2 separate regions of the Mus musculus genome follow, and region 1 is linked to region 2. A link is a loop called in an ENCODE intact Hi-C map of the cell type or tissue named here. Cell type or tissue: heart. All regions are shown on one strand. Links, peaks and the distances in the headings refer to the core of each region. The heading gives the core; the rest is flanking DNA.

The links. A loop is a pair of places that touch in the nucleus more often than their neighbours do. Peaks named below come from ENCODE experiments on the same cell type or tissue, not always from the same donor. Only the 100,000 strongest peaks of a DNase experiment are listed, where the experiment ranks them.
Region 1: it touches region 2 in a loop (9-fold over the local background); 30 of 42 quality-filtered maps call a loop at or near these places.

Annotation. Positions count from the first base shown.
Region 1 is chr1:180,429,298-180,438,610 of GRCm38, reverse strand. It overlaps Stum (mechanosensory transduction mediator), which reads left to right. Exons shown (of 4, transcript NM_001081227.2): 4 at 248-6,238. The coding sequence ends at 282. Among named protein-coding and RNA genes, the nearest start is that of Gm39712, 26 kb to the right of the region's middle. In heart, for the core only: CTCF peaks have their summits at 4,274 (motif pointing left) and 6,617; DNase peaks (open chromatin) are centred at 4,260 and 6,590; H3K4me3 peaks cover 762 bases; H3K27ac peaks cover 936 bases; H3K27me3 peaks cover 4,394 bases.
Region 2 is chr1:180,758,673-180,767,985 of GRCm38, reverse strand. Gm38293 (a long non-coding RNA gene) reads left to right here. Exons shown (of 2, transcript XR_865779.2): 2 at 4,066-5,422. Among named protein-coding and RNA genes, the nearest start is that of Gm38293, 5.3 kb to the left of the region's middle. In heart, for the core only: a CTCF peak has its summit at 3,871 (motif pointing right); DNase peaks (open chromatin) are centred at 3,915 and 5,775; H3K4me3 peaks cover 1,074 bases; H3K27ac peaks cover 423 bases.

The sequences.
Region 1 (9,313 bases), core at 2,245-7,244, 330 kb after region 2:
ACTCTGTGGGCTCCAGTCTCATCCTGTCCCAGTTATCCTGCTGGCTGGACCTATGGCAGACAGTTGTTCCCCTCCTGGGCGGCCAATAGCCTTGCCTGTGAACAGTAGATCTTTGCTGCTTCCTGTACCAATAAGGTCCTCATAGAATAGGCAAGGTCTCATGAGTATATTCTGGTCTGGGGCCGTGTTGGACAAATCCTAAATGGAATGTCTCCCTAACCACCTCTCCTCTCCTTCTTCCTTACAGGGTACAAGGATCAGGGTATCCCACAACAGCTGTGAGCCTACAGGACCTGCGGGGGAAGTCCAGGGTCCTGTGAGGGCCACGCCAGGTGGCTCTAGGCACAAGGACCTTCATATATTCTCTTCTGCCATTTCTCAGATTGGGGTAGAAAGGGAGTACTTACAAAATACTATTTATTTTGGGAAGCACACCTGCTTTTCTTAGCAGGCTCCAAGGCTAACTTCTCTCCCTGCTCCAGAGCGCACAGGAGGAACAGGCCCAGAACATCAGACTGGGCTAGAGGCAGGATAGTGCCAGTGCCAGGGATACTGGGCATGCTTATCCAACTACACACTGAATAGGCACCAAGACCTGTCAGGCTGGGCTGCTGTAGGTCACATGCAGGTGATCAGTCACTCTCCTAGGCGTCAGGACTTCACGGAACACTTCCTCTGGGTCCTCACGCCCTGCTTGACCACATGGTTCCCTGTATTTGCTCGGTGGTCTCCCAGGGGCAGTGTCAGGGTGGGGTTGCCAGTGTGGAAAGGCCAGGTGATAGCCTAGTGTGTAAAAAATTCTTAGGTTCCCCCAGGAGTCTGATAACACCCCAGTGTTCGAGTTGTTGGGTGTGACTTTGTGATTTGACTGGGGGTAGTGGGGAGGTGGCACCCACTCTACTTCTGGAATGCTACTGTTAGTATCTGAATGTTTATATGCAAAATGACCAGACCAAGCTATGAATGGCTGCAGACCAGCAGCCCTCTTGGATATATTTACTATGGTCTCTCGTCCCCTCTCCTTTTTTTCCCCCTGACATGCATGTGTTTCTGAATCCAGATGGTTTGTTTTGAGGAAGATGATGGAATCCGTTTGTTACTGTTTCTTGACATCCCAGTGGAGTCTGGGCTTCCCACCCATTGCCAAACACGTGGATATCACTCGAGAATCCTGTGAATAGTCAGATGCACTGGGACTCATGAAATGTAAATAGCCTTGCCCAAGCAAGTCCTGGGGGACGTTGGAGACTGGACTGCATTTGAACCGTGAGACCTGCAGAGTGACATCATCAGGTTGGGGACTTTGACCTGAAGTTCATGTGTGCTGCAAGAAGACGCATCGTGAGGCTGAAGTTGTTGGCGGGGCATGTGCCCCTTTAAGCAGCAAACCTGGGACTGATCAGTACAGAGCCAGATCCTTACTAGGCAGAGCAAACATCAGGAAGTGGGAAGGTACCGATATGAAATTAAGAGAAAGGCCGACTCAAACTGATGGCGTCCGGGTGGCTACTTACATCTCTCTCCATCTTATTCTAACATAGGAAGAACTAACATGTGGGACAGACCCAGGGCTCAGTTCCCGGTCATGCTGGCCTTGAGCCATCAGTGGGTCCCTCATCATCTGCCTGAAACTCTGTCACAGTGTGGCCAGGGCTAAAGAAAGGAGCCGTCCACTTTCTGCCTTGGTGGATGGAGGCTCTTGAAAAGCAGCTCCTGTTTCTCTGGGGTTCCAAGACCCCACCCCACCCCACCCCACCCCACCCCACCCCACCAGCCTTCTTAATTGCAATCTTTAGAAGTCCGACATCATGAAGAGATGGAGTCCCATGATGTACTCATTTCTGGCCCTGACTCTGGGCTGGCTCGCCTGCCCTACCCTGTGTCTATCCATCAGTTTCTTCCAAGGCTGTGTGGGAACGAGTTGTACCTTTGGAACACCTGCCAAGGGGTCTAGTTCTTCCTGTGTTTCTTTCTGTTGCTCTGTTTGTTCTCAGCCCCTGTCTTGGGGTACGGGGCCAGGCTTGGTTCTCTCCACAGCAGATCACTGCTCCCAAGGAGGCTACCTCTGGTAGCAAAGCTGTACCAGAAAGGGGACTGATGGGTCAGTGTGCCCTCCCACGATGTCCGCCCACAGCCCTTCATCCCACAGAGCTAGTGATGACAGGCCTGGCAAGAGCGGCCCCCACAGCGAGGGAGAAGTCTATTTCCCTGGCTTCTGCTGGGGGTGGCTACCGGGGGAGTTGGAAGGAGATGGTAATTTGTATTGCTTGTTTAGTGACATGAACCAGACTCGAGTGGGACTTTCCTGAGTGACAAGTGTCACCATGAGTTCTAGTGTGGGATGGCTTAATACAGGGGCTTGTGAGCTTGGGAAGCTGTTTCCTCCCTAGCACCCCCTCATTCCAGGTGGATGGTGTGGGTAGACTTTAGGAGCCCCCAGAACAGTGAGTCTGAGGGGTGCTACTAGCTCCAAGCATCAGCCCCCTGGGCCAGGCCTGATTAGCATAACCATTCTCAGCCGATAGACAGTGGCTAATTCACTCCTCACAGTCCAAGCAGGCCATTGGTTCTAGGTGACCAGAGTTCATTTACTGAACACCAGCTATCTAGAAAGCAGGGCTTTGGACCCAGAAAGCGCTTAGTGGCACCAGGGCTCCTTAGTGACAAAGCTGCCTGGGTGGCATAGCTCAGGGCTGCTGTCCCAACCTTGGGAAATAACTCAGAAGACCATGCCCTGGCTATGAGTGCCAGGGGCAGACATCACAGGCACACAGAGAAAATCCACAGAGACTGTGGCACTGCCAGGATCTAATGTGGCATTGTTATCAGAGTGGCCATTCCTTCTACCAAACCAGGACCCTGGAGCAAGAGAGAGGACCAGGTAGCCTACTGTCGTAGCTCCATTTCTGTTGCTGTGGTAAAATACCCTGACCAAAAAGCAACATGCACCAGGAAAGAGGAAAGTTGGTTTGTTTGGTTTATAATCTAGCCTATGTACAGTCCATCGTAGGGAGGAGTCATGATGGCAGGAACTAGAAGTGCCTAAGTCACTACATCCACAGTCAACAGCAGAGAAACAAATGCATCCATGCTGTCCATGCTCCCCCACCCCCAACCAGTTTCATGTACTCTTAAAAAGTCCAAGATCCAGCCCACGAAATTCAGGGTGGATCGTCTCACTTCCATTAAACAAATAAGATAATCCTCCACAGGCCAATCTAATCTAAAATAATTCCTCTTTAAGACTTCCCTGGTGATTCTAGGTTTTGTTACGTTAAAACTATTCAACACTGTGTAGTGTATTTTAGGGACCATTGAGGACCCCAGACTGCGGCCAGGAAGCCACTATGAGATGACCCACCCCCCACCCTCAGACTGCCAAATCTTGCCTGGGTCAAGTCTCTGGCTGCCCTGGAGAGAAGCAAAGGAAGTGATGAGGGCACGGTCTACTCCCTGCCTCCGTGGCCCTGACCTGTGTCTAGCCCCAGCGACCCGCCCCCAAAGGGGGCGTGGCCCAGGTGCCGCTCAGCTCAGTTCATCTGCTGTTCTGTGAGCAACCTGTGGGGAGTTTTTGTTAAGCTTTCACAAGGAGACCAGAGGCTTCTCCCTGAGACACATACCTCTCAGAAGTCACAGGGAGGGATGATGAACGTCCTCCGAAGGATGAGAGCAGTATTTCTCCATGGCCCTCCTGAATCCTTGAGCTCACCCGCCCCCCTGGCTTCTGCAGGTCCCGAATGGAAGATGGAAGCAGATGGCAGCTCAAGACAGAGTCGGTGCCCGGAGCTGCCTGGCTCATGGGATCTAGGTCCTACACTCCCTCACAGGACCGAGGCTGCAAATCGTGGGGTGTAGGATGCTGGGGGCTGAGGAGCAGCGGGGAGAACTCAGCTATAGGAGACATAGGAAGCCAATTAGCTACATGGTTAGCACGTCCCCTAGACGGAAAAGGATTAAGATGTGCAAAAGAAAAGCCATCCACACATCGGGTCTAAGGCCAGCATAGAGTGGGCTGAAACCCCAAGACCAGAAAAATCCCCCCAAAGGCCCAAGGGTCCTGAAGCAAGAAAGAGATTGAATGAGTGTTCCTTTGACCTTAAGATTAAAAATGCAAGGCCTTAGTGATGGTAAATGACCTGCATGAAGAAAGCTGGGACTGTCTGTTCTGTGGTTGGAGAGGGCTTGGACTTAGAGAACCAGCTGGCCACTGCATCTCCTACTCCCAGGCAGAAGCGCGTCGGATTGCAGAGCAAGGTTTCCCTCTAGTGGAAGCAGGGAGCCAGGATACCATCTGCCAGCCCTGGGATGAGGTTCACTCCCTGTGCTGTGAGGGAGGCTCTGCAGTTAGCAAGCGTTCTTTCAGTGCTAAAGTGCTCAGGTCCTGAGCTCAGATCAAAGATGCCCTGTAGGTCACATCCCTACAGTATCCAGCCTCCACCAGTGACAGCAAGCTCGGGAAGACCTTTTCTTCACCTACCAGGAGCTCTGTCTCCTGCTAGAGAGTTCTGTGCCCAGGTAGTAGAGGATGTGGAGGTCATCTTGGACAGTGGTATTGTGAAGAGGTCATCTAAGTGGTGAGCAAGGGACTTAGAGTCTTCTTCATCTTTCTTCCTGTTAGTTTCTGAGAGCTGAATGCTCACAGAGGCAGTGTATACTTCCACTCAGAGTATGACCCAGCCTCAATCCCACGATGCACCAGGACACAATGAATCCCAACCAGAGTGGTCCTGTGCATCCCATCAGAGTGACTACAGTCTTGTTACAGCAATGCCCTTCCATTTAACTATCTACAGTATAGAAATCAGGCCAGTCCGTCATTTCCCCCAACCTTGCCAAAGCCAAGAGTCTAGAGAGTCCAAGCCCAGTCAAGCACAGCCCCACTGGGAGAGCCCAGACTCTTCCTGGCAAAAACAAACACTAGTTCGGTATGCCACAACCCCCCAAGGGAGACTAAAGAAATGACTCCACTAAAGTTAAGTCTGGGACCCAGTGAGTCTATGGAGCATTGGTGACTCTTGGTAAGCTATGTCACTGAGAAGCCCCCACCCCAGTGTGGGGACAACTCAAAGCCACAAAACTGCTGTCCTCACCCTGGCCAGTCACCCCTCCTCAACTCCGTCCACTGTGCACACCGGTTGCCCTCTCCTGGGGTCTGTGGGATCAGAATTCCCACTGCATCCCCCTATCCAGAGCTACTGCAGCCCCCCGGCTCCGGATTGGTCTGCTGGTGTGGGGGAGGGGCAGAGACCTCTTCCTGACGCTTTTCTGCGACTCTGGCAGGATTTTTATTTCTGAACGAGTACACTGCCTGCCCCAGCCCAGGAGCCAGCAAGGAGTAGAGGAGGGGGCAAGTTTTAAGCAGAGACAAATGACGTTGGGGCTTGTGAGAATCCCGCGATTTCCTGTGGAGTAGTCGCGGGCTCTTCCCGGGCTGGCTCCCTTGCACCCGGGAGCTCTTTTGTTTTGGAAGATGCTGGCAGCATCACTGTATTAAGAGCAGGCCGCGTTGTGTTGTGGATTACTGTTTTGGTGTTGCCGTTGGCTTTTGTCTGTTAAATTAACTGCTGTACATTTTCTTGTTCTCTGACGACATCGGGGGCTTACTTTTCTCACTCCTTCTCACAGGGACCCCATATGCCCAAGTCCAAGCACAGGTGGGGGGTGGAGGGCGGGTGGGGGGTGGAGGGCGGGCGGGTGGGGGCCCGGGGGTACGGAGGCATTGCCAGCCCATTCTAAAGATTACAAGTGTTCTTGGAGACTGCTCGGACTATCTCAGCCCTTGGAAAGATTCTAGACTTTCCTGGCTTAAACTGAAGCATGGGGCCCAGGTTTGACTTTTGCTTAATTTTCTCAGTGTCCCCAGGCTTGAGTCCCCACCCTTGTTTTGGGGTCCACAGAGCCCCGCAGGGGTAGTGCAGGGCTCCCGCTTCTCCTCCAGCCTTCTGCCAGCTTTGAAGACCTTCCTTCCAGCAATGCTACTGTACACGTGGTGAGGAACGCCACCCGCAACAAAGCTCGTGTACATATCTCCGTGTACATACGGAGTGTACATACATACATACATAATACAGTGTACATACATATAGTGCCCCGTGTTATAAAGATAACAGAGCATGGCATTTCTTTGGCATTCCAATTTTTTTTAACCCTTGGAAATATGGTTTTGGCAATCTTTTATTCTTCTTTTTCCTCTTTTCTATTTAATAAACATCCATGTGACCTTCCTGGTAGCTTCTTGAATTCCTGTGTCTTCCATTTCTGTAATCAGATCTCCAGCTGCCCTGAATGCTTTCGTCTCTCTCTCTCTCTCTCTCTCTCTCTCTCTCTCTCTCCCTACAACCTCACCTGCTGGTCTTTCCATTTGGATGGCCATCTTCCCCTTTCCTTGGGGACCAATCCAACATTTTCTCCGCTCACTGGGTCCCCTGTAGCCAAGGATGTAGACTCTGAACGAAGCACCAGGCCCCGAGGGTGCACAGTGCCCGTTTCCTTCCTGGGAGGTTGGACTGGCTGGCAAAGGAAATGTGTGTGAGATAGATGTTGAAATGATGCTAACCACAAATGAGCACGGGGTATGAGTAGTCAGAACTTAGAGCTGACGGTTGCCACCACGAGGGGATCTTCTGAAATGCAGCGGGGGTGGCAAGGTGCAGTCTACAGCCCAGCCAACATCTTTATTAGCTGATGCGCGGAGACCTGGGGAACCTAACAAATTTACCGATGAAGGGAAAGAAATAGATTACAGATAAACACAGGAGAACGCACAAAACTGTTGTAAAATTTGATAAAATAGACTTCGAACAAAACAACAATCCATCGGGGGAACATTATGATTCTAAATGTATGTGCCCTGAATACAGGTACACACAATCTCATAAAACGCATGCTATTTAGATGGAAAGTCACAGATTAACCTTAGCATGATAGTACTGGGTGACTTCAGTACCACACTCTTACCAATAGGTCATCCCCTCACCACAAAATATACAGAAACATTCAAATTAAATGACATTGTACACCACATGGTCTTAACAGACATCTATAGAGCACTTCATTCAAATGCTGTATAGTACTTACTCGTCTCAGCAGCCCATGGGACATCCTCTCGTACAAGGATACAACATTAAAATAATTTCCATATCCTGGATGAGTACAAGACTGTAAGGCTACAAATCAACAGCCAGAGAAACGCCAGAACACATACCAATTCGTGACGAATCTAGAAAGTTCTGGATAGGCAGAAAAAAAAATCTAACAAGATGGAACCCTTGTGGGTTATGGAAAGATCAGTGCCTGGGGGATAATTAGCCTCTGGGCTTCCCTGTACCCATGGAATATTCTAGAGCAGTGGCTCTCATATGGTGCCTCATGTTAGGGTGACTCTCAACCATAAAATTAATTTCATTGCTGGTTACTTCATAACTGTAATTTTGCTACTGTTATAAATAGTAATATAGGGCTGGTGAGATGGCTCAGCAGGTAAGAGCACCTGACTGCTCTTCCAAAGGTCCTGAGTTCAAATCCCAGCAACCACATGGTGGCTCACAACCATCCGTAATGAGATCTGACTCCCTCTTCTGGTGTGTCTACAGTGTACTTACATATAATAAATAAATACATCTTATAAAAAAAGGTTTTAAAAAAATAAATAGTAATATAAATATCTGATTTTTTTCTGGTGGTTTTAGGTGACCCCTGTGAAAGGGTCACTTGGCCCCCCCAAAGGGGTTGAGACCCACAGGTTGAAAATCACTCTCCTAGGGCATCTCAGGGTTCATGAGCATCAGGTGGGTAGAAAGAATACATCATCTCCTGTCATTGGTTCAGGAGCAGCTGGCTGAAAGACAGAGAGAGATGTGCCTGCAATTTTATCACCAGTGCTGGGGTGATCAGGGACCAGCACTTAGCTCCTCATATGCCAAGGGAAACGTCCAGCCTCTTCCTGTCTATCAGAACAACCCACAGCTCGTGTTAGCTTTCCCATAGCTGGGGGACTAGACCGTCTAATATAACTCAAAGGAAGAAGGATTTGTTTTTCAAATCGTTTCAGGGATTCTAATCTATGTTGGGGACCAGTGGTGAGAGTATTGTAAAGCAGAGAATTTCACATCATAGCAAGAAGGAAGAAGAACAGAGCAGCAATCAGGAGGGGCTGGGGCAAGACTACACCCCTAAGAGCACACACCCAGCGTGGAGGACAGAAGGGAGGACGGAGGACTCCACCTATCATCTATATACGTGCCTGGGGCCAGGTGTGCCCTCTCCTGTGCCTAGCCTTACACGCCCACAGCTTGGCCTTCCCTGTTATATAGAGAGGGAAATGAGAATGTGAGAACGGCCACACTGTGTGTTCTTCACAGTGCTGCTGAGCCAGCCAAGGTGATGGTGAGCCTGCTAGAACCTCAGCTGGGGCCACAGCCCAGCAAGCACTAGAGCTGAGCTGTCTCCAGCTATGGTGGTGTGACCCAGACCTGTAGACCTGGCTCATGGTGGTCATCTGTTCCCTAATGTGAAGCCAATGCAGGCGCTTGAAGTTACGGAATAAGAAACTGCCTGGGCGTGGCTGGAGAGATAGCTGGCTCTTGCAGTGATTATGCACGGCTGTGATCTAAGCTTACAGTACTCTTCCCCCCCCCCCCCAGAGTCATGCACGTGTTTACTTATGTTGTAGTAATAAGTGCTGAAAACAGGAAATAGGTTGGAAGTAACCTTATAAAACAGACATTTGCCATACATGGTAAAAGCAACATACAAATATTGTTTTCTGGGCCAACTGGGTCAGTTGGGGTTAGCTGGTGTCAGTTGGGTCTAAGCGCTGGAACCTGAGGTAACAGACATCCAAGCCTCTGCCTTGAGCCCTTAGGGAATGAGTAGAGAGGGCAGCAGCTGGGCCTTCGGTATTCTTTAAGATCCAAGCCTTTCAGCCAGTATCCAATCAGCCATTCCCACTGTGCTCTCCACAGATCAGGAGCTAAGATGCAGGTCGATTTATAGAGAGGGGTGGGTGTCTCAAACACACACTAGCTACTGACTTCTGGATGTGTCTCTTCATCTCCTACCAGCTGCATCCCTGAGCCAGGTAACTGGAATTACAAATGCCTGGCTGCTGAGTGACGCGAGACACACCTGTAAACTGCCCCTCCCCCTTTCTCCCTAAAATGGAAAATCTTTTACACCTAATGTAGAAGTGGGATTGGTTTTGAAGTGTTGGCTATTTAGCCGTGAGATTAACCACGAACCTGCAGGAGTAGAGGCTCAAAGGATTTTGTTTGAACCGGAAGGGAGGTGGGCAGGAAGGGGACACCTAGAAGAT
Region 2 (9,313 bases), core at 1,787-6,786:
CCTGGTCCTGCTGGGGACCTCACAGGAAGGGAGCTGGGTGGGGAGGGAGCCTCTGTAGAGATCCCTCTAATGTACCTGCTGCCTGTTGGAGTGGCTTCTTAATTCTGGCTGGCCAGGGAGGAGGGATAGGTTCTAGCGGACATTTTGAGTTTGTCAGAACCTGGAGGCCCACAGAGCAAGGGGAGTCCTTGGAAGATGCAGGCACTCCACCTTGTGGGGCTGGGGAGAAGGTTGGTTAGTTGGTGAGGAATCTGAGGAGGGTATTTCTTCATCTGTGCTACTGTTTACTTGTGGTATGTAATCAAATCAAGTCTGTTTTCAGAGTGCTGGAGGTCTAGGGAACATAGCGCCATGGTAGAGTGCTTGTCTAGCATGCAGGAAGGCCTGTGATCCTCAGGGTGGCAAAAATCGGCAGGGTTACACATCTATAATCACAGCACAGGGCAGGCGGAGACAGGAGGATCAGACGATCTCAGCAACCGAGTAAATTCAGAGCTAATCTGGGCTATGTAACTCTGTCTCCAAACCAAAGCAAAGCAAACCAAACCAAACCAAACCAAAGCAAACCAAACCACTGTTCTGGAGGGTTGAAGGCCAAGATCAAGATGTGGAGTTTGGCATCTGGAGAGGCTCCTCCAGGGAAGACACCTGTGTGTCCTCCAAGCCAGAGGGATTGAGGCCAAGAGGCCCCTTCCTCTGATTTCTAGCTCCTCTCTGAGGATCCTGCCTACTGGGGAGGCTCCTGAGCACTCACCCATTAGGTGACTTGTTGAGCTGCGGATTGGATGTTAGCCTGAATTTTGGAATAGATTCCACTTCTCAAACTGTAGTAGTTCCCCAGAGGAGGCAGCCCCTCTGAGGAGGAAGATGAGGCGGCATGAGGTGAAGTCCAGAGTACACCACCCCCTTAAAGTGAGAGTCATGCCGGGCATGGTGGCGCACGCCTTTAGTCCCAGCACTTGGGAGGCAGAGGCAGGTGGATTTCTGAGTTCGAGGGCAGCCTGGTCTACAGAGTGAGTTCCAGGACAGCCAGGGCTACAGAGAAACCCTGTCTGGAAATACCAAAAAAAAAAAAAAAAGAAGTGAGAGTCACGTCCAGTTAGCTTGTCCCCAGCACAAGTTCAGGAGGAAATGGGCTAGTGGGTGTGTTCTCCCTGCTTGCAGGAGGGAAGAACCCCTTGGGGTGTCTCCTCTGGATCGAACGCTGGAGTTGGTCCTTGGCTGTTGGTGCTTTGGGGAAATGGTGGAGCCTAGCTAGAGGAAGTAGGTTACCAGTTACTGGGGGCAGGCACCTTTGAAAGTTACAGCAAGCCCTGTCCCTTCCTGTCTCTACTTTTCCATCTAGCTAGAGGTAAACAACCTTGCTCTTCCTACACACAGCCCATTGGCCACGATACTCGCCTCTGCCTCTGCCTCTCTGCCTCTCTGCCTCTCTGCCTCTCTGCCTCTCTGCCTCTCTGCCTCTCTGCCTCTCTCTCTGCCTCTCTGCCTTCTGCCCCTCTGCCCCTCTGCCTCTCTGCCCCTCTGCCTCTCTCCCTCTGCCTCTCTGCCTCTTTGCCCCTCTGCCCCTCTGCCCCTCTGCCTCTCTGCCTCTCTGCCCCTCTGCCCCTCTGCCCCTCTGCCCCTCTGCCTCTCTGCCTCTGCCTCTCTGCCTCTCTGCCTCTGCCTCTCTGCCTCTCTGCCTCTGCCTCTCTGCCTCTCTGCCTCTTTCTGCCTCTCTGCCCCTCTGCCCCTCTGCCCCTCTGCCCCTAAGCCCCTAAGCCCCTCTGCCTCTGCCTCACAGGGACCCAAAATTGATGAGATAAAGAACTATGGGTGGAAAACTGAATCAATAATTCCTTTTGTTTTTTTGTTTGACATGAAGTTTCTCTGTGTAGCCTAGGCTGTCCTAGAACTTGCTTTGTGGACCAGGCTGGCCTCTAAGTCAGAGATTCACCCATCTCTGCCTCCAGTGTGCTGGCATTAAAGGCATGAGCCACCACCCATCGTCCAGCTAGTTATTCATTCTTTTCGAGACAGGGTTTCTCTGTGTAGCCCTGGCTGTCCTGGAACTCACTTTGTAGACCAGGCTGGCCTCGAAGTCAGAAATCCGCCTGCCTCTACCTCCCAAGTGCTGGGATTAAAGGTGTGCGCCACCACGCCCGGCTAGTTATCCATTCTTCACATTGTCCCATCGGATATTTTCTCAGAATGACACAAAAATAACCATTCCACTCTGCAGAGCCTGGAACAGCATGGTGGGAGCCAACTGCATTTCCTGAGTCCCCGCCTACCTTAAAGACTCAGCGCAGAACAACTGTCTTCCTCACGAAACTCTCAGTTTCATGTGGAAACTCCTGTTAGCAGTCACACCCTGACTCACAGCTGGTCCTGATGCTGTTCCTGCACAGGCGTGCTGATGTGGCCTTTTATGTGAACCAGGTGTCACCAGTGACATCAGGAAGGCTCACACACCTGGCTTCAGCTCCAGGGGCCTGGGCAGGTTGAAAACTAAGTAGATGCTTAGGGAACTTGAAAGAAAGTGTGGATGGTACCAAGCATGCCCTAATCCCAGCACTTGGGAGGCAGAGGCAGTCAGATCTCCGTGAGTTCAAAGCCAGCCTGGTCTACTACACAGTGAGTTCTAGGATGGCCAGGACTACTGTCTTAGTCAGGGTTCCTATTCCTGCACAAACATCATGACCAAGAAGCAAGTTGGGGAGGAAAGGGTTTATTCGGCTTACACTTCCATACTGCTGTTCATCACCAAGGAAGTCAGGACTGGAACTCAAGCAGGTCAGGAAGCAGGAGCTGATGCAGAGGCCATGGACGGCTGTTGCTTACTGGCTTGCTTCCCCTAGGTTGCTCAGCTTGCTCTCTTATAGAACCCGGGACTACCAGCCCAAGGTTGGCACCACCTACGATAGGCCCTCCCAGCTTGATCAACAACCAAGAAAATGCCTTACAGCTGGATCTCATGGAGGCACTTCCCCAACTGAAGCTCCTTTCTCTGGGATAACTCCAGCCTGTGTCAAGTTGACACAAAACCAGCCAGTACAACTACATAGAGATACCCTGTCTCAAAACCAAACAAACATCATCCAAAACAAACAAACAAACAAACAAACCCCAAAGAACAAAAAGTAAATGAACAAATAAGAGCAGATGTTTGGAGATAGAGAAAGGGGAGACCAGAGCCCACTGGCCTGGAACTCAGGGGTAGCCTGAAAGTCAAAGCAATCCCCCCACTTTGGCTTCCTGAATGCGGGGTTACAGATGTGAACCACCGTGCCCAGCTTACACTGTCCTGCAGTGTGGTTGGTAGAAGCTTCTCTAGTGCAGGGCATTTGTATTGTTTCCTCTGCTTCATCATGAACAACAGACTTTTGGTACCACCCTGTAATCTTACCTCTCAAGAGGAGGAGCATGAATTTGAGACTAGCTTGAGCTGTCTACTGAGACCTTGTCTCAAAGAAGGAGGGAGGTCGAGGAGGAGGAGGAGGAGGAGGAAGAGGAGGAGGAAGAGAAGGAAGGGTGATGACAGTGATGATGATGGTGGTGGTGGAGGTGGTGGTGGAGATGATGGAGATGAAGGAGGGAAGGGGAGGAGGGAGGAGGGGCTCACTGGTAGACCTGGCCAATGGACCAGCAAGTTGACTCAATGGTAAAGCCACTTGTTGCCAAATCTGTGGGATCCCCAGAGCCCACATGATGGAAGAGAGCATCATCTCCTGCAAGTTGTCCTTGTCACCCACTCAGACAGTGGTGAGAATCCTTACCACACAGAAAGAAACATAATGAAGATTTTAGAAAAGGAAACAAACAGGAGGTCCAAAAGGAAAATGTGGGACCAAAAGCAGAAGTCAGTCCTTGCAGGCCTGAATGTGTCCACTAGATGGCATCAAAGCTCACAAGATCGCCTTCCTCTTCCAAGGCAGAGCCGCAAGGCTCCTGGAAGACCTACCAGTGTGCTCTCTGAAGCCCGGCTGAGCCGCAGGACGGCTGGCTGCCGATGGTTACACAGTGTGGGTTGTGACATAGTCCGCAACACCCAGGAGAGCTACAACTTCTCTCTAATTTGCACAGGTTCAGAAAGTGCTCCCACGGAGGAAGGGTAGGAAGCTGCAAATCTGGAGGGGCGAGGAGGCGGTGAGGAATGTGCAGCCGACCCCTGCAGAGGAGCCAGCTGCTGCCGGAAAAAGTTGGACCATCTGGAAGACCCTCCGTGTGGGCATAAAGGCTCAAGAATGACGACAGCACAGACCCCCTCGCTGAAATAGAATGTGCTGTCTGGAAAACTGAAAAGACAGGGGACAGGGTACCGGTACGGGTACTGGACGCGAAGTGGGGTTGAAATTCTTAAAGTCCCCACCCACACAAGGGTCTTTGTCCTCATGTATCTAGGAAAGTTCCCTCTGGTCACTACTGCAAAGCCAGCCCTGCTGTTCAGCCCCCACCCCCTGCGGGGCCCGCATCTGCCCCTCTCTCTGGAACATCAAAAGGTTTCTCAGGCTCCAAGTACCACAGACCTGATTTCTGAGCCGCGCCTGTCCGGTCGGTTTGCAGAGCACCCACCAGCTGCGGTCTCGGTACATCAGGCACGGCGTGTGCTCCCATCACTCAAAGGACTAAGAAGGAGGGAAAGAGGACAACAGTGGATGCTGACCACACAGAAACAAATGACAGAGTGTATCTCCCAAAGACAGCAGCACCCGCTCTTGAACCTCATCCACTTCTTACAACATGGGGTGGACAGTCCTCTTCAGACCCTGGAGTCTGTTTCCTTCCCTTGGATCTGGGAGCTCTTGTGTTCCCAGTGTTTTGTGTTCCTGGTGGCGGGGACCCACGCCTGAAGTCCATCTACCTGGGAACTCCTACTCGGCTACGCGGCTAGCCTGGGAGACCCAAGGTCTGGGCTGGGTGAGGGGCCTTAGATCAGACAGCAGAACATGGGACCAAGCCAACACAGTGACTCCTCGGTAGCTTTAAGCCATCGGAGCAAACAAAGAACAGAGGGGAGATGGCTCAGGCCACACCGCCGACTCACACAAGCAAACTGTGTTAAGCCACTACTTCTTTATTTCCCCGGCGGCAGCTGTTTCACAACTTGTACTAGTTAGGTTTTGTTAATGTGACAAACTAGAGTCATCTAGAAAGAGGGAACCTCAACGGAGGAGTGGCTTCTGACAGACTGACCTGTGGGCATGTCTGAGGGACATTTTTCTTGATTAATGATTGGTGCGGAAGGACTTAGCCCACAGAGGGTGTGTCACCCCTGGGCAGGTGGTCCTGAGTTGTATAAGAAAGCAGGCTGAGCAAGCCATGGAGAGCAAGTCGGTAGGCCCCGGCGCCTCTGCTGTTCCTGCTTCCGGTTCCTGCCTCGCTTCCCTTGAGCGTGGACTATGAGGTGGACGTGCAAGCCAAATAAACCCTTTTCTAAGTAGCTTTTGGTTATAGTGTTTATCATAGCAACAAAAAGCAAACTAGACCAGAACCTATTAAAACCCAAAGTTCCTGGTGGCAAGCTATCTGTTTGCATGGCACTAGAAGGTTTCCGGGACCCGGGCTTTCGAGTGGGAGTGGTGGCCCACGCCTGTAATCATAGCTCTCTCTGGAGGGCGAGGCAGAGCTATAGAGCAAGGCCGTTCCCCCTCCCCCACCCAAGTATGCTCGGTGACTACAGTGACAGCACCAGACCGACTGGACCAGCTGGTCTCAACAGGGTTCTCCCGTCCAAGGGTGGGTGCATCAGAAACACCTGGGGGTTTGCAAAAACACAGGTGTTGACAGCTAGGTGTCCTACTCCCCACCCCCCACGCACCCGAGTTTCTGGTTAGATCAAGGGTGGTGTCTGATACTTTGCATTCCTAACAAGCTTGCCTCTGTTGGCTGGGGCTCGAACTTCCAGAAGGACTGGTCTTAGTGAGATGCTGGGCCTGGTATCTTCAAGTTCCAAATTATCGTTGAGCTCAGCATCTCCTCCAGGGCCCAGCCCGGTGGGGTAGCTGAGAACAGAGGGTAGCAATGTCCTTTCTTTGTCAACCAGGAAAGATCTCAGGCCTTCCAGAAAGGCTAGCTGTGCCTTATGGCAACAAGGTTCAGCCCAGAAGGGCCAGCTCTGCCCAGTGAGAGCTGTGGTCTCATCTGGTGAAAGCTAAGAGCAAGCTGAAGACAGCTCTGTACTGCCAGGGCCATGTCCTGAAGAGAGCAGCCATGAACGCCCCAGGACCAGCTTCCAGGAAAGGAAACCAGTGGCCGGAGTTCTAGGTTCAGAAACCACTCTCTTTTGAGTTGTGGGTATGGAACCAAGGGTCAGGTGCATGTTGGGCACATGCACCACACTGAGCAACACTACCAGTCTTGGGATTCCTTTTTGTCTTTGGTTTTGTTGAAACAGGGTCTCATGTAGCTCAGGCTGGCCTTGAACTTCTGATCTTTCTTCCCCTATCTCCCTAGCCCTGGGGTTACAGGTTACACTGAGCCTGGCCCTAGCCTCATCTTTTAACTGGGCAGGTAGCAGGCTAATGGCACTTTCTATTTTTCTTTAAAAACCAACGTTTTTTGCTTTTAGACGTCATTCAGTGGTAGAACACTTGCCTAACAGATGTGAGGCCCTGGCTCAATGCCCTTCCTCCCCCACCCCACCCTCTGCCATGTTCTCAAACCAATCCCCCTTTCTCTCTCCCTCCCTCCCTCTCTTTCTCTCTCCAAGGTCTTTTTTTTTTTAAAGATTTTATTTATTTATTTATTTAATATATATGACAAGTACACTGTAGCTGTCTTCAGACACACCAGTAGAGGGCATTAGATCCCATTACAGATGGTTGTGAGCCACCATGTGGTTGCTGGGAACTGAACTCAGGACCTTTGGAAGAACAGGCAGTTCTCTTAACCCTCTCCAGCCCTCTCCAAGGTCTTACACAGCTGAGACCTGGCCTTGAACTTCTGCTCCTCTTGCAAGAGGATTGAACTAGCAAGTTCCAGGACAACCAGAGCTACACAAGCCCTTCTCAAAAACAAGAACAAAAGAAGAAAAAACAAAACTGCTGGGCATGCCTTTAGTCCTAGCACTTGGGAGGCAGAAGCAGGCAGATTTCTGAGTTCCAGGCCAGCCTGGTCAATAGAGTAAGTTCCAGGACAGCCAGGAGCCAGGGTTACACAGAGAAACCCTGTCTCAAAAAAAAAAAAAAAAAAAAAGAAAAAGAAAAAGAAAAAGAAAAAAGAAAACTATAGGCTAATTTGTTTGATAAACATAGAAAAATTCTTAACAAAATACCTGCTAACTGAATTTAGGAGCACATTAAGAGGATTATACATTATGGCAGAGAGGATTTCATCTCAGAATGGCAAGGTTGATTTAATCTATGCAAATCATTAAGTGTAACATACCATATAAGTACACTTAAGGACAGAAACCACATAATCATATCAATTGATGTTGAAAAGGCATTTAACAAAGTTCAACATGATGGAAGTTCTGAAGTCTTTTTTTTAAGGTTTATTTTATTATATATATATATATATATATATATATATATATATATATATAATATATATATATATATTATATTTTATTTTGTGTGTGTGTGTGTGTGTGTGTGTGTGTGTGTGTGTACACATTGTTTTCAGGTACACAGAAGAGAAAATTAAATCCCATTACAGACATTTGTGAGCCACCACGTGGTTCTGGACCTCTGGAAGAGTAGCCAGTGCTCTTAACTGCTGAGCCATCTCTCCAGCCCCCAGAGTTTTGGAGCCTTTAGGGACAGGACATATCTCAAGACAATAAAGGCTATATCAACAACCTACAGCCAACATCAAGTGGAGACAAACAGAGCATTTCCTTTAGAGCCAGGAACGAGACAAAGATGTCTACTCTCCCTCTCTTATTTTATACAGCGCTTGAATCTTTTTCTCTAAATATTTATTTTTATTTCATGTATTCATGTGGTTTGCCTGCATGTAAGTGCACCATGTGCATGCCTGGTGCCCAAAGAGGGTGCTGGATGCCCTGGAATGAGATTACAGAGGTTATAAACCATCACGTGGGTACCTGAGCCAGTCAGGTCCTCAGCAAGAGCAACTCCATTGCACTGAGCCATCTCCTCAGAGCCACAACCCCTCCCCCTTGGCTTTTTTGAGACAGGATTTCCCTATGTATCGCAAGATGTACTGGAATTCTCTATTTAGACCAGGCTGCCTTGAACTCATAGAGTTTTGCCTGCTTCTTTCCCCCGGCAACCACTCCTGGTTAGTGCTTGAATCTAGATATACCAAGTTGATAAAGACAAGACAAAAGGATAAAAGAAGGAAGGGAAGAAGTCATACCATCCTTATTTACAGACTACATGGTTCTTCACTTATTTAAAGATTCTGTTCCGGGGCCTGGCAAACACTAAGTGGATGATCACAGTCAGCTACTGGATGGATCACAGGGCTCCCAATGGAGGAGCTAGAGAAAGTATCCAAGGAGCTAAAGAGATCTGCAACCCTGTAGGTGCAACAACATTATGAACTAACCATTAACCCGGAGCTCTTGACTCTAGCTACATATGTATCAAAAGATGGCCTAGTCGGCCATCACTGGAAAGAGAGGCCCATTGGACAGGCAAACTTTATATGCCCCAGTACAGGGGAACACCAGGGCCAAAAAGTGGGAATGGGTGGGTAGGGGAGTGGGGGAGAGGGTATGGGGGACTTTTGGGATAGCATTGGAAATGTAATTGAGGAAAATACGTAATAAAAAAAAGAAATAAAAGAAAGAAATTGTAAGAGGAAAAAAAAAAGATTCTGTTGAGTCAACTAGAAAACTCTTGGATCTAATAAAGACCTACAGAACATTGGCCTTAGCTGGCCTGAAACGATGTAAATCAGGCTGGCCTTGGACTCTCCCCTCTGCTTCCTGGGAGCTGGGATTAAAGTCATCATCACGCCCAGCAAGAATTGCAGAAATCCAACACCAAGGAAATAAAACTGCCAACCAACAAATGGGCAAATGAACTCGATAGTTTTTCAAAAAACACAAATGCCCAAGAACAATCTCCAAGTGTTCAATGACTCGAGCCGTCAGGGAGATGCAAAGTAAAACCATGAGAGACGTCCATACACTAGCCGCAGAGATTTTGCATGTCCACGTTTGTTGTGGCTTTATTCACTGCAGAACCGGAATCAACCAAGTTGTCCACGGACAGATGAATGAATAGTGAAAACGTGGCACATACATTCTCTCCAGGAAGTTGAGAACTTCAGACTGACATTCACAGACAGACTTGCCCCCCCTCTCCAGTTCTCCTTGGTCCACAGCAAGCATGCCCCTTACTCAACAGCAGGTACT